Linked DNA regions of Homo sapiens: region 2 is linked to region 1. A link is an interaction called in ENCODE POLR2A ChIA-PET data of the cell type or tissue named here. Cell type or tissue: CD4-positive, alpha-beta T cell. All regions are shown on one strand. Links, peaks and the distances in the headings refer to the core of each region. The heading gives the core; the rest is flanking DNA. Region 1 has its middle 74 kb from the start of IKZF1. Region 2 overlaps IKZF1 (IKAROS family zinc finger 1).

Region 1 (17,898 bases), core at 6,349-10,348:
AAGTAGAGTCATGTTTAATCATATAAGCACAGAGATGCATATACACACATATTCATACCTGCATGGGGCAGGGGAGTGTGTGTGTGTGTGTGTGTGCATAAACACAAGTTGCTGGGAGGAGATGAAATGAATAATGCCATACACTCACAACTTAAAAAAAATTGGGAGTAGTAGTATTTTGTTTCTCAGTTATTAATTCCAGTTAATGTAGTGATTAGAAAAGGAATCCACAAACATTTACTGGAATCTAAGTTCAGCCAAGCATAATGAGACTGGCTCATGTTATTTTTAATAGGCTTTTCATAGCTCATCCCTTAAATATAGAGAAACAAAGAGGTAAGAGAAATCAAGTCTATTCAAAGGCACATTCCATCCATGATACCAAGATTACAGCAGTTCTCTCATGGCTATAAAGCTTTGTTCCTGTCTCTTTAGCCAATTCAATAAGTAAGCTCACAAATGGGATAAAATAGATTAAGGAAGCCCTAAATGTAAGTGTCAAAGATAAACAGAAAACATAGTATACTCTTTCTTGCTCTTTTTGCACTGTTGTGTGACTTGAAACATTTTCCCTAGTTAGTTAGGAGACTTGGAATACTTCCAATCTGCCCCTACTCCTTGCCGCTTATAAATTCTTAACTTCCTATTGATACCAAAGATATCACAAGAAAACAAATCAATATATCATATTAATATAGATATAAAAACCTTCAACAAAATACTAGCAAGCCAAATCCAGTAACATATAACACAAACTGTATACCATGTGTATGCATACCAAGTGGAACTTATTCCAGGAATTCAAGGTTGGTTTAATATCTGAAAATTAATTAATGTAAAATAACATATCAACAGAATAAATGATAAAACCATATGATCCTCTAAATTAATGCAGAAAAGACATTTGACAAAAATCTAACCCCCTTCATGATAAAAACACTCAAAAAGCTATGAAAAAAATGGAAATTTCCTGAGCCTAATAAAAGACATCTATGAAACATCCACAGCTAATTTAATAGAAAATGACTTATTGTTTTCCCCTAAGATCAGGAATAAGACAAAGATATTCATTCTCACTGCTTCTATTCCACATTGTACTGGAAGTTCCAGCCAGAGAAATTAGTCAGGCAAAGGAAATAAAAGGCTTTTCGACTGGAAAAGAAGAAGTAGAACTATATTTATTTCCAGATGACATGATCTTATATATAGAATATGCTACAGAGCACACTAAAAAAATAGAATTAATAAATGTGTTCAGCAAGGTTGTAGGATATGACACCAATATGCAAAAATCAGTTGCAAATCTATACATGAGCAATAAACAATTTGAACGTTGTTTTAAAAATTTCATTTACAATACCATTCAAAAGAATAAAATACATAGAAATAAAGTTAACAAAGAAGAACCAATATTTCCATGCTGAAAAATCACAAAACCTTAATTTAAAAAAAGAGACATCAATAAATAGGAAGACATACTATGTTCATGGATTGAGAGATTTAATACCATTAAAATGAAAATACTCCCCAAGATGATCTATAGACTCAATCCCTATCAAAATTTCATCAATCTTTTTTGTAGAAAATGAACAGTCAATCCTGAAACCCACATGAAATTACAAGGGACCTTGAATAGCCAACCAACCTGAAGAGAAAGAACAGAGTTGAAATGCTCACACTTTTCATTTTCTTTTTTTGTTGTTGTTCTTTTTTTTCTTTTTTTTTTTTTAGACAGAGTTTCACTCTTGTTGCCCAGGCTGGAGTGCAATGGTGCAATCTCAGCTCACTGCAACCTCTGCCTCCCAGGTTCAAGCTATTCTCCTGCCTCAGCTTCCCAAGTAGCTGGGATTACAGGTGCCTGCCACCACACCCAGCTAATTTTTTGTATTTTTTAGTAGAGATGGGGTTTCACTATGATGGCCAGGCTGGTCTCGAACTCTTGACCTCAGGTAATCCACCCACCTCAGCCTCCCCAAGTGCTGGGATTACAGGCCTGAGCCACCGTGCCCAGCCCAAATTTTCATTTTCAAAGCTGTGATACCGGCATGCGATACTGGCATAAGGATAGTCAAATAAATCAATGAACTAGAACTGAGATCCCAGAAATAAAACCATTCATAGTCAATTGGTTGTACAATGCAGTGCCAACATTATTCATTTGGTAAAGAAGAGTCTCTTCAATAAATGGTGCTGGGACAACTGGATATTCATACATAAAAGAATAAAATTGGACACTTACCTCATAAAATATACAAATATTAACTCAAAATGGATCAACAACCTAAATGTAAGAATTAAAACAATAAAACTCTTAGAAGAAAACATGTGAGTGGCTCTTCAGGGCCTTGGATTTGGCAAAGGTTTCTTAGACATGACACCAAAAGCACAGGTGACATAAATAAATCGATACATTGGAGTTAGTCAAAATAAAAAACTTTGTCCATCAAAAGACATAATCAAGAGAGTGAGAAAACAACTCAGAGAATGGAAGAAGATATTTCCAAATCATACACCTGACATGGGTCTAACACCCAGAATATATAAAAAGCTTTTAAAACTCAATAAAGAAAAGCAAACCAATTTTTAAATGTGCAAAGGACTTGAATGGACATTCTTCCAAAGACAATATACAAATGGCCAACGAGCACATGAAAAGATGCTCAACATGATTAGTCATTAAGTAAATTCAAATCAAAACAACGAGATATCACTTCATACCCACTAGAATAATCAAAATTTTAAAAATGGAAAATAACATGCGTGGGTGAGGATATGGAGAAAATGGAACCCTTACATGCTGTTGGCAGGAATGTCAAATGGTATAGCTGCTGTGGAAAATAATTGACTGTTCATCAACAATTTAAACATAGAATTACCATATGACCTAGCAATTCCACTCCTAAGTGTATACCCATAAGAATTCAAAATAGATGTGTAAGCAAAAACATATACACAAATGTTCATAGTGGCAACAACCCAAATGTCTATCAACAGGTAAATAGATAAAATGCGGTGTATTCAGTCAATGGAATATTATTCAACTATAAAATAAATGATGCATGATTACAACATGCTACAAAACCATTATGCTAAGTGAATGAACCAAGACACAAAAGGTCACATATTTTATTATTCCATTTATATTAAATATCCAGAATAGACAAATTCATAGAGACGAAAAGCAGATTTGTGGCTGCTAGGAGTTGGGGATGAGATTAATGGGATACAGATTTTCACTTGGGATCATACAAATTCTGAAACTAGATGATGGCAATGGTTGCAAAATATTTTGAATAAAATAATGTCACTGACTTTTAAAAAATGATTTAAATGGTACTTTTGTTTGTTTGTTTGTTTGTTTGTTTGTTTGTTTTTGAGATGGAGTCTCGCTCTGTAGCCCGGGCTGGAGTGCAATGGCATGATCTCGGCTCGCTCTGCCTTCTGGGTTCAAGTGATTCTCCTGCCTCAGCCTCCCTAGTAGCTGGAATTACAGGTGCCCACCTCCACGCCCGGCTAATTTTTGTATTTTTAGTAGAGACAGGGTTTTGCCATGTTGGCCAGGCTGGTCTCGAACTTCTGACCTCAGGTGATCCACCCACCTCAGCCTCCCAAAGTGCTAGGATTATAGGCGTGAGCCACTGCCTTTTATGTTATGTGTATGTTACCATAATTTTTAAGTATGATTTTTAAAATTGTAAAATTTTTTAAAAGCATAAAGTGAATCATACTTTAATCTTCTTAATATGAAGATGCTCACACATGCCTGAAAATTGCATTTTATAACAAACATTTTTGAACTCAAAGTAGTGTTATTGCTGTTTTACAGAAGAAAAAAGACACCATTACAGTGTCTTATTCAGGACCTAAGTCTGCACCTGACACTTAGTAGAAACTTAAAAGATGAACGAATGAAGGAAAAAACAAACTGAGATTCAGAAAGCTTAATTTGCTTTCCCACTCTTATGTAGCTGGTAGGTAGTTGGGCCAACATGTAAGCCAGTCCCTCAATTTCTGCCTGTCTCATTCATTCCACTATATCATGCTATCTGCCATAAATACATTCCCTGCATGATTTTGTCTGTACTTCAAGGAACTGTTAATAATTTAGAAAAACAAGTAATGCACATTCATCATTCTTCATTAGTTTAAGCACCACAAAACAAAGCAAAACAAAATCTAGAAAAAAGGTCAGGGTTTCCCCGAAGCTAAAAGGCAAGATTTTCCTAAATGTTGTTTTGATAAATTAACAAGCAGAGAATTTCCTCAACACTTAAGCATGAGCATGATCCTACACCACCTATTGTCAGGGTCCTGTGACATCCTGGGGCTCAGCAGTAATGCTCCAGGGCATGAAATGGCCTCTCATGTCTTTCCGTAATCCCATACAAAACAGCAGAAATCGCTAGAATAAGGGGCTTAGATGCTTGTCACTTTGGCTCATGCATCAAGGCATCTCACGTTAGCTAGGGACTACTTCCACAGGGACCCAAACATCTCCTTAAAAGTAAAAAGATGTTATTTGTCAAAAGATTTGTTTACTTGATACAAAATATGAATATATTTATGGCTACTTGGATTTAAAATCATGTTTAAGCTGGATATTGAATCACAAGTGTGCCCATTTACATATAAATATTTGGCATTAAATATTTAGATAAGTGAAGAAATAATTCAGGATCCAACACCAAGGAGACAATAGAATATTGTGACAGAGCTCAGGATCTGAAGTCCAACAGCCTGGATGAGAATCCCAGCACCAGTGCCTCCTAACCACACACTCTTGAGCAAGACCCTTCACTTCCACGTGCTTCATTCATTTTCTTTATCTGTCAAGTGAGTTCATGACAATACATATCTCAGAGTGTTACTATGAGAATTAAAATACAGAGCACGTGTAAAGCATTTAGCATAGTGCCTGCAAATAGTAATCTCTCAAAAAACGTAAGCTGATGCACTCCTTTACAAACAAAGAGTATCTCTCTAAAACTCAGATTTCTAGGCACAGTCTCATCAGTGTCAAAGCAATCAAAAAAACAAACAAAAAAGAGGTAGCATTCCAAGGTCCAAGGCTCTCAAAAGAAAGTGTGCTCAGAGGTTTGGATAATGCTCAAACACGTAGCTTGGGTTTGAATTCTCAAAGAAAGTGCTTAAGATGAAAAGGACATATAATCAAGGTCAAAAATATGAGCAGATGCTTGATGATTAGAATGACACTTGTGGAACTAATACAGCGAAGATGGCTCCTCAGGCTGTGTTCCGAGCCAGAAAGGTGCAGACTGGAGTGGCCCAGTGCTGGTGATGGAAAGTGTGGGGAATCCCTGATAAAAGCAAAATGAAGCCCAGGATGAGTGGGGAGGTAAGAGTTTCAGGCTGTGCTGATTCATCTCAAGCCCAGTAAAATTACATCCCAGGCAACAGAGAAAATTTACTAAGCTGACTTTTAATTGCTGTCAATATGGTGCAGAGGCTTTAGATGCAGAGGGGCCCTGAGATCAAATTTCTGTTCTGCCGTCCTCTGTTTCACTTCAGAAAGAATCAAATTTGGGCTGATTTTCTTATCTCTTATCTTCTTAGCTCTGTACATCCCATCTGATTCATTTATATGATGAGAATGGTAGTATTAGGTTGAAAAGTTTACAATAGCCAATACTGAATTATTTTTACCTCCATAATTAGCAATTTAATATGGTTTAACCTAATGGCTAATTTGCATACATGGTAAGGAGAGTAATGTTAGATAACATATAGGTTTACTCCAGTTAGCTTGAAATATATCTGTTCTCTCATTCACCTATATTGGAAGATTTGACAGAAAATTAGAATTAGGAAAATACCAGAAAATGGCCTGATTTTATACAAAGAGGATATTCATAGTTTAAAAATTAGAGTACTCTAAATAAACTCTAAACTCAAATTCCTTAATAATAATGATAATGTCAGGAATGTCATAATGCCCATAGCACTTTTTCTATCATTGTCTTATTTTGATTCTTATAACAATCTTAGGAGCTATACAGCTAATACTGGTCCCCTTGCCACACTTCCAGAAAGCAAGGGACTTACTGGTCCAAGGACAATACATAAATGGCAGACACAAAGCTCCTAGCAAAGTCTGTGATTCCACAATCAGCGCTCTTTCCACTGTACCATACTGTCTTCTATATTTACAAGCAAAAATTCCCAGAACTAGGTCTTCAGATCTAAGCAAAGCGAGCACTTGGCTGCTAGGTTCCATGTCCCCGGTGTCCTTGGTAGAGGGAGCTCTGAGTTACTCGGAAACTGAGGGAGGGGCAGCGATTCTCATTATTTGCTTAAGTGGGTGGTAAGTACCAAATATTTTCTGTTTGGAACTAAGGTTTCCAACTCCTGGGGATTCTTACAAAACAGCTAAGTTATCTGAGCTGCTGTGAATACAGAGGAACTCCTTGCGTCATTATCTAGTGGAGGGAATCAGGATTTGGGTTTCAAGTTGGCAGTTCTTAGAATCAGTTTCCTATTTTCAGCTAAACGTCACCTTCCTCATTTTGTCCTTTCTGTCATAGATTGTAATACTTCCTGACATGCTCCTTTTTAAAATGGGAAGAAAATCCATGTATTTAAAAATTCCACTTATTTAACTACATAAGCACTGAACACTATTGTGCAAAGATAATTGTGGTTTAACTGCCACAGTTAGTATCAAAATCAACATATATTTCCTGTCTTGCTGTTTTTCTGCATTAATCTCATTACAGTTCAAATCCAGGAGAATATCTATCCTGAAGCATAGCACATGTGCCCGTGTTCTCCTACTGAATGTGACTGTCATGTAGGCAGCTGGTGTTCTGGAGGAACTTTCCAAACACCTCCAACTTCTGTGGAGAGCTCGGCGTTCTCCATCCCGCTCCCCCTTTAGTGAATGAGAAGCATGTCAGCCTGCACAAGAGCCAATACAACAATTCTTTTTGGCAGTAGCTAATTGTTAATGACTTCTTCAATGTATTCATTTCAAAGACAAAAGTAATAATAGATTACACACAAAAGTCTCCTTAAAAATCCCATCTTGTCCACACCCAATCTCATCTCTAGCAAAAACCCAGAATTTTATTTTAATTTGTGTTTGTAGTTATAGGAAACTTCATCTTTATCTTGTTAGATTATTTTAAAATTTTAACTAAATTTGTCTTTTTAAATGAGAAAAGCAAAACAAACCCCTTCCAGTTAGAAGTGTTCCTCTTTTCTCTCAATCTTCAGCAGTATTTTAAGGCTTAAAGGAAGCAAGTCTCGTCCTAAAATGTAAATATAGACCTCCCATTGGCTCCAGACATGGCTTTGCTTTGTGGCTGAATTTTGCAAACGATCCAAAGCAGAGTGGTCATTCTGCATTACTGAAGTGCTCAAAATGCTCTGCCAAACATTCAATTGTTCACATTCATCATCAAGACAGGGCTGATCATGAAGGAAGGATACTCCATTTTCTTCATTCCAGGATGCCATTGATTGTAAAACTATCATAGATGTAATAATATTTGTAAACATTCATGTTGGGGAAATACTACAGACTAATTTCTCACGTGTTAACCTTTCTGATATTGGAAGGCATTGCATGATCAAAACATACATATTAATCACATACAGATCATGCTCTGCATTCCAATATTTGGTGTGTAAACATATAAGAAAACATGCACCTAGCTTTGGGAAAACTCAGTGTTTGTGTTTACTTTTTCCTCACTTGTTTATTTAGTGATCCCCCATCTTCATCTTCAGTCTATGTTATTGATTAATTGGAAACATTAAATTCTTTCCTTCTGGTGAAATTTTCAAAGGTAAGTTAGAATTCTAAAACATGGACTAGGCATCCCTGAACTGGAACTTGGTGATGGGGGTGATGGGAAAGAGGAAGGGTGCAGGAATGATCAAACTATTTAAGGAAATTTTGTTAGGAACACCAATTTCATCCAGGGTGGAAAAATTACAATATGTAGTCTGAGAGGAGTTGGTATTGATTTTGTTTGGTTTTGGCTTTATGAGGCTTAAGAATCAAAAATCATCTCTAGAGATTTTATTTTTTACATAAGAGAGGCTTAATGAAGATATTCTTGGAAAAATTTAATCATCCAGAGATCAGCTGGGTGCAAAAATGGTAATATGTATAGAAAACTGAGAGGTCAATATTTAGACCCTAGCCTATAAAGGACCCAGGATGGAAAGAAACAAATTACCTTGCTTTGGAGAACTATCCAGAGGCAAGGGAAAGAAAGATCATTGGTTAATTTAGGCAAGGCTCTATTCTTGCCAGGGCTTGTTATTTCTTGCCAGGGCTAGTCTGTTAATTTTATAATGTGTTTCCCTGTCTCCAAACCATTTTTAATGCATCTTTTTAGGGAAACCCCATTACGAGTGGATGATTGGGTATTTTGAAGACCAGGCTGCTCATCAGAGCTCAAACACAGCTCTCCTCCATTAAATAAATAAGATATCTAATAGGATGACATGTGCCTCTGACCATGACATGTCACGGAAGAGAAGAATTCAGGAATCAAATTTACCTAGAAGCTAGTCATGGCATAAAATAACTAAACCTGCAATTATAGTAACCCACCACCAGCTGGCAGTAGTGTTAAATCATGTTCTGACAGTGGTTTTTACAAATCGAGTTCCCATTTAATGTGGAATTCATGCATGAAGCGAACAATAGAGATTGCAATTCAGCAATTCAAATCTCTATAGCTTTAAAAAATTCCCCAAAATATTTTTCTAGATAATAAATAATAATCCATGCTCTTTATAAGCATTTGAAAAAAAAATCTTAAAATCACCTGTAATACTACCTCCCAGAATTGTCATGTGTTCTTTTACTGTCTTTTTTCCTTATATAAGTACTTTTCTTAATTGGGATATACATGTGTGTGCATACATACAAGACAACACAAATACATATATACATACACATATATAGTCTTCATTTTATCCACACACTTAACATAGTACTTAGCACATAGCAAGTTAATATAAACATTGGTTAAAAAATTAATACTTGAATACATTCTAGATTTAAAAAAAAACAGAGTTTTAAAAAGGGAAAAATCTGCTCAAGAGTTACAAAATAGGCAACAAACTTTTTTTGCCCCTTTTGACGTCAGACCTGGGCTATTTTTCTATAGATCGTTACCTTCATTTTGTCTTTTAAGAAGAAGTGAACTCAAAAAAAAAAAATGTAGTTATGGGTTTGGGAGGGTAGTCATAGATGTTTGAACCTAAGAATTGAGTACCACATTTTCCCTACATGAAAAACAACTGCTCACTTTATTAAATGGCAAAGCAACAATTGCAACACTGCAGTAATAACAGATAGACTAGAGAATGTGGCATAGAGCGTGAGTCCTAAACTGGGCTTTCTCTTCCCTCCTGCATAAACTCAGGAAGACTGCATAGTTGAGAAACTTCTTAGTGGTTGGAGTTCCAGCCCTAAGGCCCAAGCTTCCACAGGCCAGACTGTGTTTCCCAGTATAGGAGGAGGTAGAAGATCAAGGCTGAGACTTCCAGCTTCTCCTTATAGCAAATCAGATTCTGGGGAACAGATATCTGATTTCTGTCTTCCATCGTACTCCCTCTGCCTGGTGAGGGGCACTGCCCTAATCTGGCTTGTCCATTTACTTAAGCATTTCTCTTCTGTCCAGTAGCAAAGGTCTGAAGTGTTCTTGTTTTGTTTTCATATATTTACTATAATAGTTTTCATTTTTTCTTATGTTGGCCCTGTCAATCAGATCTTCTAAAAATATTTTTCCAGCTATTTATTTGTTAATATTTAAGAAAGTTCCTCATGTCTGTCCAATTTGCTAAAATCTCTTATTGGTTTGAATAGTTTTTGCACCTAATGTTATCCTATTTTCTTTTTTTGTAATTATTATTATACTTTAAGTTCTAGGGTACACGTGCACAATGTGCAGGTTTGTTACATATGTATACATGTGCCATGATGGTGTGCTGCACCCATTAACTCATCATTTAATTAGGTATATCTCCTAATGCTATCCCTTCCCCATCCCCCACCCCACGACAGACCTCAGTGTGTGATGTTCCCCTTCCCGTGTCCAAGTGTTCTCACTGTTCAATTCCCACCTATGAGTGAGAACATGCAGTGTTTGGTTTTCTGTCCTTGCGATAGTTTGCCGAGAATGATGGTTTCCAGCTTCATCCATGTCCCTACAAAGGACAGGAACTCATCCTTTTTTACGGCTGAATAGTATTCCATGGTGTATATGTGCCACATTTTCTTAATCTAGTCTATCATTGATGGACATTTGGGTTGGTTCCAAGTCTTTGCTAGTGTGAATACTGCCACAATAAACATACGTGTGCATGTGTCTTTATAGCAGCATGATTGATAATCCTTTGGGTATATACCCAGTAATGGGATGGCTGGGTCAAATGGTATTTCTAGTTCTAGATCCTTGAGGAATTGCCACACTGTCTTCCACAATGGTTGAACTAGTTTACAGTCCCACCAACAGTGTAATAGTGTTCCTATTTCTCCACATCCTCTCCAGCACCTGTTGTTTCCTGACTTTTTAATGATTGCCATTCTAACTGGTGTGAGATGGTATCTTATTGTGGTTTTGATTTGCATTTCTCTGATGGCCAGTGATGATGAGCATTTTTTCATGTGTCTTTTGGCTGCATGAATATCTTCTTTTGAGAAGTGTCTGTTCATATCCTTCACCCATTTTTTGATGGGGTTGTTTGATTTTTTTCTTGTAAATTTGTTTAAGTTCTTTGTAGATTTCTGGATATTAGTCCTTTGTCAGATGGGTAGATTGCAAAAATTTTCTCCCATTTTGTAGGTTGCCTGTTCACTCTGATGGTAGTTTCTTTTGCTGTGCAGAAGCTCTTTAGTTTAATTAGATCCCATTTGTCAATTTTGTCTTTTGTTGCCATTGCTTTTGGTGTTTTAGACATGAAGTCCTTGCCCATGCTTATGTCCTGAATGGTATTGCCTAGGTTTTCTTCCAGGGTTTTTATGGTTTTAGGTCTAACATTTAAGTCTTTAATCCATCTTGAATTAATTTTTGTATAAGGTGTAAGGAAGGGATCCAGTTTCAGCTTTCTACATATGGCTAGCCAGTTTTCCCAGCACCATTTATTAAATAGGGAATCCTTTCCCCATTGCTTGTTTTTCTCAGGTTTGTCAAAGATCAGATGTTTGTAGATGTGTGGTATTATTTCTGAAGGCTCTGTTCTGTTCCATTGGTCTGTGTCTCTGTTTTGGTACCAGTACCATGCCGTTTTGGTTACTGTAGCCTTGTAGTATAGTTTGAAGTCAGGTAGCATGATGCCTCCAGCTTTGTTCTTTTTGCTTAGGATTGTCTTGGCTATGCAGGCTCTTTTTTGGTTCCATATGAACTTTAAAGTAGTTTTTTCCAATTCTGTGAAGAAAGTCATTGGTAGCTTGATGGGGATGGCATTGAATCTATAAATTACCTTGGGCAGTATGGCCACTTTCAAGATATTGATTCTTCCTATCCATGAGCATGGAATGTTCTTCAATTTGTTTGTGTCCTCTTTTATTTCGTTGAGCAGTTTGTAGTTTCCTTGAAGAGGTCCTTCACATCCCTTGTAAGTTGGATTCCTAGGTATTTTATTCCCTTTGAAGCAATTGTGAATGGGAGTTCACTCATGATCTGGCTCCCTGTTTGTCTGTTATTGGTGTATAGGAATGCTTGTGATTTTTGCACATTGGTTTTGTATCCTGAGACTTTGCTGAAGTTGCTTATCAGCTTAAGGAGATTTTGGGCTGAGACAATGGGGTTTTCTAAATATACAATCATGTCATCTGCAAACAGGGACAATTTGACTTAATCTTTTCCTAATTGAATACCCTTTATTTCTTTCTCCTGCCTGGCTGCCCTGGCCAGAACTTCCAACACTATGTTGAATAGGAGTGGTGAGAGAGGGCATCCCTGTCGTGTGCCAGTTTTCAAAGGGAATGCTTCCAGTTTTTGCCCATTCAGTATGATATTGGCTGTGGGTTTGTCATAAATAGCTCTTATTATTTTGAGACACGTCCCATCAATACCTAATTTATTGAGAGTTTTTAGCATGAAAGTTGTTGAATTTTGTCAAAGGCCTTTTCTGCATCTATTGAGATAATCATGTGGTTTTGTTTTTGGCTCTGTTTATATGATGGATTACATTTATTGATTTGCATATGTTGAACCAGCCTTGCATCCCAGGGATGAAGCCCATTTGATTATGGTGGATAAGCTTTTTGATGTGCTGCTGGATTTGGTTTGCCAGTATTTTACTGAGGATTTTCACATCAATGTTCATCAGGGATATTGGTCTAAAATTCTCTTTTTTTGTTGTGTCTCTGCCAGGCTTTGGTATCAGGATGATGCTGGCCTCACAAAATGAGTTAGGGAGGATTCCCTCTTTTTCTATTGATTGGAATAGTTTCAGAAAGAATGGTACCAGCTCCTCCTTGTACCTCTGGTAGAATTCGGCTGTGAATCTGGTCCTGGGCCTATTTTCTATACATATGCCATATCATCCACAAATAATACAAATTTTGTCTACTTCCTAATATTTGGATTCCTTATTTCTGATTGCTCTCTTGCTTCATTAGCCACAAGTTCTGGGATAATGTCAAATAATGGGTACATTTGTCTTTTTACTTTGTTAATTAGGCATTTCTAATTGATCACTTTTCACTATGATATTGACTGCTGCATTTATAAATCTATATATTTATAGTTATATAAATACATGTTTATATATGAAGAACCTAAAGGAGAAAACTGCACATTATCCTTTGCATTATGCATAAATAAATATTATATTTACATATTATATAGCATATATATTACATCATATTATGTGTAATGATAATTATACATAATTAAATTATATGATTAAATATATATAAAGCACATTATACTTTATATGTACATACTTTTTCATGTTAAAAACCCTTCCATTCTTTTTTTTATGTTTATAGTGATTTTTTGTAGTTATTTTATTGTTTTTTATTTTAAGTTCTGGAGTACATGTGCAGGATGTGCAGGTTTTTTATGTAGGTAAACCTGTGCCATGGTGGTTTGTTGCACCTATCAACCCATCACCTAGGTATTAAGCCCAGCATTTTCTCTAATGCTCACCTCACCCCCAGACTCCCCTGACAGGCCCCAGTAAGTGTTGTTCCCCTCCCTGTGTCCATGTGTTCTCATTGTTCAGCTCCCACTTATAAGTGAGAACACGCAGTGTTTGGTTTTCTGTTCCTGCATTAGTTGGCTGAAGATAAGGACTTCCAGATTCATCCATGTCTCTGCAATGGACATGATCTTGTTCCTTTTTGTGGCTGCATAGTATTCCATGGTGTATATGTACCACATTTTCTTTATCCAGTTATCATTGATGGGCATTTGGGTAGATTCCACGTCTTTGCTGTTGTAAATAGTGCTGCAATGAACATACGTGTGCATGTATATTTATAATAGAATGATTTATATTCCTTTGGGCATATACCCAGTAATAGGATTGCTGGGTCAAATGGTATTTCCGGTGCTAAATATCTGAGGAATTGCCACACTGTCTTCCACAGCGGTTGAACTAATTTACATTCCCACCAACAGTGTTAAAGCATTCCTATTTCTCCACAACCTTTCCAGCATGTTTTGTTTTTTGTTGTTGTTGTTGTTGTTTGTTTGTTTTCTGAGACGGAGTCTAGCTCTGTTGCCAGGCTGAAGTGCAGTGGTGCGATCTCGGCTCACTAAAACCTCTGCCTCCAGGGTTCCAGCGATTCTCCTGCTTGAGCTTCCCAAGTAGCTGGGATTACGGGTGCCTGCCACCACGCCCAGCTAATTTTTTGTATTTTTAGTAGATATGGAGTTTTGCCATGTTGGTCAGGCTGGTCTCGAACTCCTGACTTCAGGTGATCCGCCCACCTCAGCCTCCCAAAGTGTTGAGATTACAGGTGTGAGCCATCGCCTCCAGCCATCTGTTGTTTCTTGACTTTAAAAAATTGCCATTCTGACTGGCATTAGATGGTATCTCATTGTGTTTTTCATTTGTATTTCTCCAATGATCAGTAAAATCCTTCCATTCTTAATGTACTAAGTTTTAAAAAATAAAATATTAAATGTATATTTACATATAATTTTTTTCACCATATATTTCAGCATCATTTTTTAAATTTATATTTGACCTATCGATATATTACACGATCTTAGAGGATTCCTGGATATTAAGCCATTTTTACATTTCCATGGGGGACCCATCCAGTTGATGTTTATTGTATTAAGCAACTTAAATAGTAGCTGGCTGAACTGATTAAGGTTTTGTACTTATATTTGAAAACTATATTGTTTTACACACGGTTCTTTGTGCTTTTTCATATTTTGTTCTCCTAGTTGTCCTGGTTTTATGATATGACCACAGTTTCCAGCTTCTTCTTTGCTTTGAAATTGATTATGTGGTATTAGAATGAAAAATTACTTCGAAATTTTTTAAAAATGATCTATAATGTATTTTACATTTATAGTCAGATTTTTGGTGGAAATTTTTGGATAAAATTTCTTACTTCTTCCTTGATTATTGACTTATTTGTGATTTCCACTACTTGTTCAGTCAAATTTATTGACACACTATCTTAGAATGTTATCCTCACTACTATATTTCTAAGCATATTAGGAAATGTATGTGTATGATTGCTTTGTAATTTCTAATTTTCTCTGTATTCATTTTATATGTGGTTTCTCATTTATACTTTGTGTTTTTTCTATTCTTTCCTTAATTTAATCTGTCTAAAATGTCAATTTTTTATTTTTAATAAAATCTGTTATTGAATTTATCAATATACTGCTTTCTATTGCTTTTATTTTAAAAGTGTTTTTGCTTTTATACTTTATTTGAACTTTCTCATTTTAACAAACTGGATAACTTAACAAACTATCCCCCAAAACTGATATGATTAAGCAGTAAAAAAATAAGCAGAGTTATCAATGTCTCTAACAATACAGTTAATATTCTCCAGCTACTATTATGTAGAATTTTACCCCAAAGAAACAGAAAATACACATTCTTTAAAGCACATGTAGGACATTCTAAAAATAGACCATACATTAAACCATAAATGAAGTCTCAATAAATTCTGAAGGTAAAGATGTAGATGTTGACTAGTGATCCTCTAGCAAGCTCTGCCATGATTGTGACTATGGCTACCCAAAATCCAGGCACACACTTCTTCCCTACACACACTTTCACCCTCTGCCTAAGTGAAGCAATCCGAAGACCTGTCCAGTTACTACATCGAGCTCCCAGTCAGAATCTTTGAGAAATGTGCATTTTTCTCCTTTAGGTTCTTCATGTCTGCAAGACTAAAAATATGAGGACTGTAGGTTCCAGTTTGTCCAAGAAAGTCTCTGTTAGTGACTGTGTCCCTGCCTCCTGTTTGGTAAATTGGTTTAGGTTTTTCATGTTTTAGTGAAGTACTGCCATTATTAGGAAGTACATCAAAATAAGCCAAGAAGGGATGAGTAGATGAGCATTGATCCTCTCTGAGTGTGTAACTCAGTCAATAGAGAAAGTTCAACTTTAAGTGTGAGTGAAAACCAGTAATGATCTATCCTTTTTGTCCTGAGCTTCAGATGTGTGTATGTGTGTGTACAGCTCTATATAATTCTATCACATGTGTAACTTCATGTAACCACCTCCATAATCAGAATACAGAGCTGTGTCACCACAAAAATTTCTTGAGCTACCCCTTTATATTCACACCCACCCTCCCTCATCTTTTACCTCTGACAATCACTAATCTGCTCTTCTTCACTGTGGTACCTCTCTGTAATTGTCTTCTTTTGTGAATATCATATATTTGTGAACTGCTTTTTTATTTTGCAATAAATCATTTTGACAGAAATTTTTTTTTAAAAAAGGTAAATACTTAATGAAAAATTAAGTAATTTCCAAACCTCAATAAACCCAACAATGACTGTATATTGCACAAAATATATGTTAACATTTGCCAACTACCATGTGAGCTGCAGTGTTACAAGAGACCATCAGAAAAGCTAAAGGCAAAAGTCTGGTGAAGCACCAGCATCAACTTCAAAAATTAGAAATTATTCTAAGGTAAAAAAGGATTTACACATCACTCAGTGAAACGCAACCGTTCATTTGGATCAAATGACTGATTCATTTGAAACTTATTTCACTCATTTTCAACTACAAGATTTTTTGTGTGCATATTAAAAGTAAAGTACTAGTTTTACAATGTGTTGGCTCTATTAATAGGAGAATGTTGCAAATAATAACATTCTTGCAAATGTTATACCAAGCTCATTATATATTTCAAATAGAGAAACATTTAGATTCAAATATAATTCATTTTTCAATCAGTTTGTGGAATCAAAGTAAAATTTCTTGAAATTCCTTCAATCAAAAATTAAATATCTATGATCATTGTGAATTTTACTGTTAAATCCTATTTAAATATTCGACATTAAAGAGAAAACTGTTTTTGAAATAATATTGTTAATAGAAATTTTGATGAAGTGAAATGCTAAAAAAAGATTATTTTTAAATTATGAAGTTTATGAAGCAGAAATATTTTTTGACCTTGTTTTGGAGCATAAGTAATTAATAAATACAGTTCTAACAAGTTATTATATTTTACTATCCAAAAGAGAAACAATGGTTGTGAAATATATATATATATTTCACACACACATATATATACATTTCAATGAATGAATGTATACATATGAATGAATGAATGTGTATATATACACACACAGATGTATATATTTAATATATTTATTGCTATTGTAGCTGAACTACAAATTTTTTATGATAAATCTAATTTTAAATACAAAAGGATAAAAAACTTTCACTACACAGTTTTTTCTCTTTGTTGCCCACTATTATTCAGATTTTGGAAATGTTTGAATGATGGTGTAAATCAACCTATGTGTTCTACAATAGTGTCAACCAGTCTGTAAACAAGTTCTCTAAACATGGGGTATATTCTATTTGAAATAAGCTGAAAATCTGTAATCAACATATTCAACAAATGCTAAACAAGTGCTAAAGATCTTATGTTTATAGATCTTAACAAATAAAATCATTGAAAACAAAGTTGAAATCATCTAAAGTCCTGTCCAGTTACTGCATCCAGATCAAAGTGGCAAGCAAGGAAAGAGCTGAACAAATTAAATGATGAGTGTTCAAACAATAGATTGGATTTAATTTTTAATATTTATAATCATGTTTTGAATTATCTAGATATGTAAAAAAATATGTTTGTAGAGCTTTTTTTATTTTGGATAAATGTATATTCTATACCAGAATAGAACGAAAGTGAGAATTATTATAACTTGGTGCCATTTCAAAGCATTCAAAAGAATCATAAATAGAGATGATTTATTCCATTTTTTTTGTCTTGTAAAGATTTGTCAAATAAGAAAGGTTATGCCAGATAATAAAAATCTTTGGGATAATGTTTTCATAAAATATTAGAATAATCTCCATTTAGTGGAATTTTCTTTGAGCAAGCATGTATTTCAGCACCTAAGGAAATATTTTTTTCAATTAAAAGTAAGTTTTATAGAGAAAAGTCAAAGGTGTCGACAGTTTCAAATGTAGTAACCACAAAATGCATATTTGAAGAGATGTTATACAATTTTATTTTTAAGAGACCAGTAAGTCTATATTTTTAAATGTTCTGTAAAAAAGCAAATTGTTAGAGTCTATGAGGAACATTTTAGAAAGTTTGGAAACAAACTAAACAAATTATCAATAACACTGACATTAGTAAAATTTTAAAGACACCTTTTGTCCTATACAGTCTCATAATTTGATATGATTAACTTATACATTTGACTTTGAATCAGACCTACCAAACTTTGAGGAAATAGTGGT
Region 2 (4,000 bases), core at 1-4,000, 92 kb after region 1:
TATCTGGCCCTGTATCCAGAGGCGTCAGCCCCAGTAGCAGCTTTCATGGACTTTGGGGTTTTCGGTATTTCATATTTTTGAGCCTCACAGACTCACAGCCAGCCCCAGAGGCTGACTTATATTTGAGAAAGTTCTCAGTGGCACCTTGCCTTGGCTGAGCGCCCTCGTGTTTTGAAGTTTCTATGGGATTCTACAAGTTGGTGCTCCTGATGAAGACCAGGACCTATGTGTGGCTGCTCCCCTGCTTGGTGGTTTCCCTGGGGAAGGTGCAGGAGAGGATCTTCTGAGTTCCATGGAACTGGAGATAGATCTGCCAATCACAGGCTTCCTTCTCCACCACTCCTCAGCCGCTCTATTCATGTTTCAGATTTTGGACTTAAACTCTCCCAGGTGCAAAGAACAAACAAAAGGCTAGCTTATTTTTCTTTTAGAGTGAGGCTTCGTATTTATTACAATATAATTGCCACATTCTTTGTGTAATTCTCACATTTATATCTTAAATATAATTCTCATGAATGAGAATTATATAATTCTCTTTTTGTATATCATTGAATATTTTCACTTAATTTTTAATTTTTTTAATCGTCACAAAATAATTGTGTACATAGACACAAAATAATTGGGTACATAGTGATGTTGTGATATATACAATGTATAGTAATCGGATCAGGTAAATCAGCATATTCATCATCTCAAACATTTATCGTTTCTTTGTATTAGGAACATTCGACATCTTCCTTCTAGCTATTTGAAACTATATATTATTGTTGACTACAGTCATCCTGCAATGGTGTAGAACACTAGAACTTATTCTTCCTACCTAGCTGTAATTTTGTCTCCTTTAACAAATCTCTCCCTATCTTCCACTCCCCCGACCTTTCCAGCCTCTATTAGCCTCTGTCCTACTTTCTACTTATAATGATGACAGCAGCATTTGTTAGTTTCCACATGTGAGTGAGAACATGTGGCTTTTTAACTTTTAGAATGTGGTATTCAGGCACTTCATGGTACAGTTGGTAAAAGTGAAAATGTGTCCAAAAGTTTGTGATTATCTATATAAACAAAAATGGTATAAATACAAATATCAATTTTGCATTGAAGAACTTACCTTAGAGGTATATTCTCACAAGTGCACAGAGCATTTAAGCATTTGTTCACTGCAGCATTGTTATCAGTATTTTAAAACTATGGTACATCCATGTACTTCCACATACAGCTCTTAAAAATAAGGAGGATATGAATGAACTAGTATGAAAAGAAGTCCAAATACATGTGAAAGTGAGAATAGCATGGTTCTGGATGGTATGCAAAGTATGATCTCGTTCTTTTAAAAGAAAATAAATTACATACACATACATATTTTCTATATGCTTGCCCATAACGTTTAGGAAAATTCTTGGGTGATATTTATTAACCTGGACTTCCTCTTGGAAGACTGATGGTAGAAGGAAGGGGACGAGTTAGGGAAGAGGAGGAGAAGGAAAACTTTGCTTTTCATCTTCTACCTTTTAGCATTATTTGAATTTATTTTCCTTAAGCGTTTACTTTGTTTCGTAAACAAAAAAGCACAAAAACAAAAAACGAGTTAAATGGGAAAAAAAGCAGTTTAGCTCTTTATAGCCTCTCATTTGGCTTCGCCAGCCTCTCACTGCAGCCTCAGAGAGCTGGTCTGGGAAACACTGGTAGATGAGGACTGTAATCCTCACTCATGGAAGAGGATCTCATTCACTGGGTTTGCTGACTGTGACTAGAAGTGATTAGGGTGTCAAAAAACCCAAGCATGTTAAAAATTTCCAGAGGCCAAAAAGATGCTTTCATTGTTCTGCTCTTCTTTTCCTTGTCGCTTTCACTTTGGGTAGCTTCTAAATTGGTATTTTGCATGGTGCATTTAAAGAAAATGAGACCCCTTTGGCCAATGCAGGAGTCTACACTCTGATATTCTAGAGTCAAAGCTGAATGCTGACACCTAGGAATTCATCTCTAGAATGTTTATATAAGGAATAGCCCCTCAGTATTCCGATCTCGTATCTTAGTAACGAAACTAACAAAAGCCTGATTCTCCTCTGGTAGTTTTCTTGTCTTTACCATAATACAAAATAAGTAATTTGTTCTGCACCCTGACTGTTCAAAGGATAGGGTAGCTGGGGGCGGGGACAAGAATGGAGACCTTATTACATAAGACTTCCTGAAAAAGGAAACTCTGTTTTTGTTTGAAATGATTTGGTCTGAAATTTAGTTTGTGTACACTTACCAAAGGGATTCCTATTTCTAAAACACTCATACTGCTTTTGATTCCTGTTAACCTTTGAGCACTCTACGTAATGATGAGAGCACTTAAAGAGTCATGTCACTTTTAGTAAAGAATCAAAGGATACTTTTTCTACTTCTTCGAGTTTGATCTCTGCTTCTCCAGTTAAAACCAGTATTTGTTTTTTTCATTTCTAAAGTTGGAAGAAATGACAGTTAGTTATGGCATAAGGATGTACATTTAACCAAATAGGAGTTGACATTCTTGGTAAGAAATCTTACCAAGATTATGTTATAGATTATAAGAAATCTTAACAAGAATATGTTCCTAAATCATCCTCTTTTCCCATAAAATATTAAAGTATCAGCAATTTCATAGGATTCAACCTAATGTATGCGAAATGCTAGATAAACAGATAAATACTTAATATCTGGCTTTTTTTCAAAGCACTGGGTTATTTGTTCCTTGAGATTTATCCTAAATGTGGGCTATACCCTGGTTTACAGTGTCTCACAGATGTGTAGTAGTAGACACTCCATAAGTGTTTACTGACTTGAATCCACAGGGTACTGAGAAAATGCTACTGATAGACTTGGAGGAGAGCATATCTAAAGCAAGCTACCCTTTCCTTTAGGGCACGTCTCACTAATTCTTTGGGTAAAGCGTATTTTTCTTCCTTTTGTGTTTTTGGCAGTCTTTCCAAAAATACGTGTTATACCTATGCATTATTTTTTGGTTTGGTTTCTAAAGAAAGAGTCAGCCGGTGGGAAAGTGAAGGATGTGGGAACTGAGAGATCTGCATCAGCATCCCACCTCTACCTCCCACGATGGGACCTGAGACAGTTATTTTTGCCTCCTGGACCACTATAGTATCATCTGTAACAGGAGGGACTTGAGCCAGTTGATCTCTAAGGTTCCTCTGGCACCTGTGACCCTAAATAGATATTGGATATTGGTTTAATGCTATTTGTAGTGTGTTTTTTTGGGGATATGGAAACCAGAAGTTTGTTTCCATAAACATAAACATAAACTGTATATATCTAAAGGATATGGAAACCTTTAGATATATATAATCTGCTTACGTAAAGAAGGTTTGTATATATTGCAGTGTCAATGGGAATATTTTATCAAGTTAAGCATAGTAAATCACATTGATTAAATGCTTTGTATTTACCAAACATTACCCAAAGTGTTTTCTCCTTTCAACCTCACAAGGACCCACAGAAGAAAATACAGTTATCATTTCCAACCTGCAGGGAGCTGAGACACAGAGAATTTAAGCAACTGACCGGAAGTCCAACAGGGAGTCAGAGATTGCTCTGGGGTGTGATCCCCACTTGGACCCTAGAGTGGAAGCTTCTCCACTACTTTATAGAGTTGAGATTCTATATTTTGAGCTTGTATTTACCCAGAGAATTATATCCTCTTGGGCAATTGTGTATAATAAAACCTCATGCATTTAGGAGAGGCGGGATGACAGAACTTTGTTGAGTGAATTATAATCTACTTGAGAAATTATTTGCTTACATTTTATAAGCTAATTATACCATATCTCATCCAGTTTTCCCAGAACACTTCTCATAGGTAATGCTTTATTTGAAACATAGGCCATAGGTAAGTTAAGTGTAAATGTGTATTTTTATAATTTAACCAGAAGTTTATTTCATTTTTCTAAATAAGTGAAATTGTATTGCATCTTCTAAATTATTCTATTTAAACACTTGATGTCTTGCTGTCTCCGTCTCTGTGTGT

The links. Peaks named below come from ENCODE experiments on the same cell type or tissue, not always from the same donor. Only the 100,000 strongest peaks of a DNase experiment are listed, where the experiment ranks them.
Region 2: POLR2A ChIA-PET joins it to region 1 with 6 read pairs; 6 of 35 experiments call an interaction of 5 or more read pairs at or near these places.

What each region holds. Positions count from the first base shown.
Region 1 is chr7:50,221,566-50,239,463 of GRCh38, forward strand. No RefSeq gene overlaps it. Among named protein-coding and RNA genes, the nearest start is that of IKZF1, 74 kb to the right of the region's middle. In CD4-positive, alpha-beta T cell, for the core only: a CTCF peak has its summit at 8,587; a DNase peak (open chromatin) is centred at 8,596; H3K4me3 peaks cover 530 bases; H3K27ac peaks cover 117 bases.
Region 2 is chr7:50,319,717-50,323,716 of GRCh38, forward strand. All of the region lies in intron 2 of IKZF1 (IKAROS family zinc finger 1), which reads left to right. Among named protein-coding and RNA genes, the nearest start is that of IKZF1, 17 kb to the left of the region's middle. In CD4-positive, alpha-beta T cell, for the core only: no CTCF peak of the experiment used is centred there; a DNase peak (open chromatin) is centred at 2,145; H3K4me3 peaks cover 1,337 bases; H3K27ac peaks cover 3,177 bases.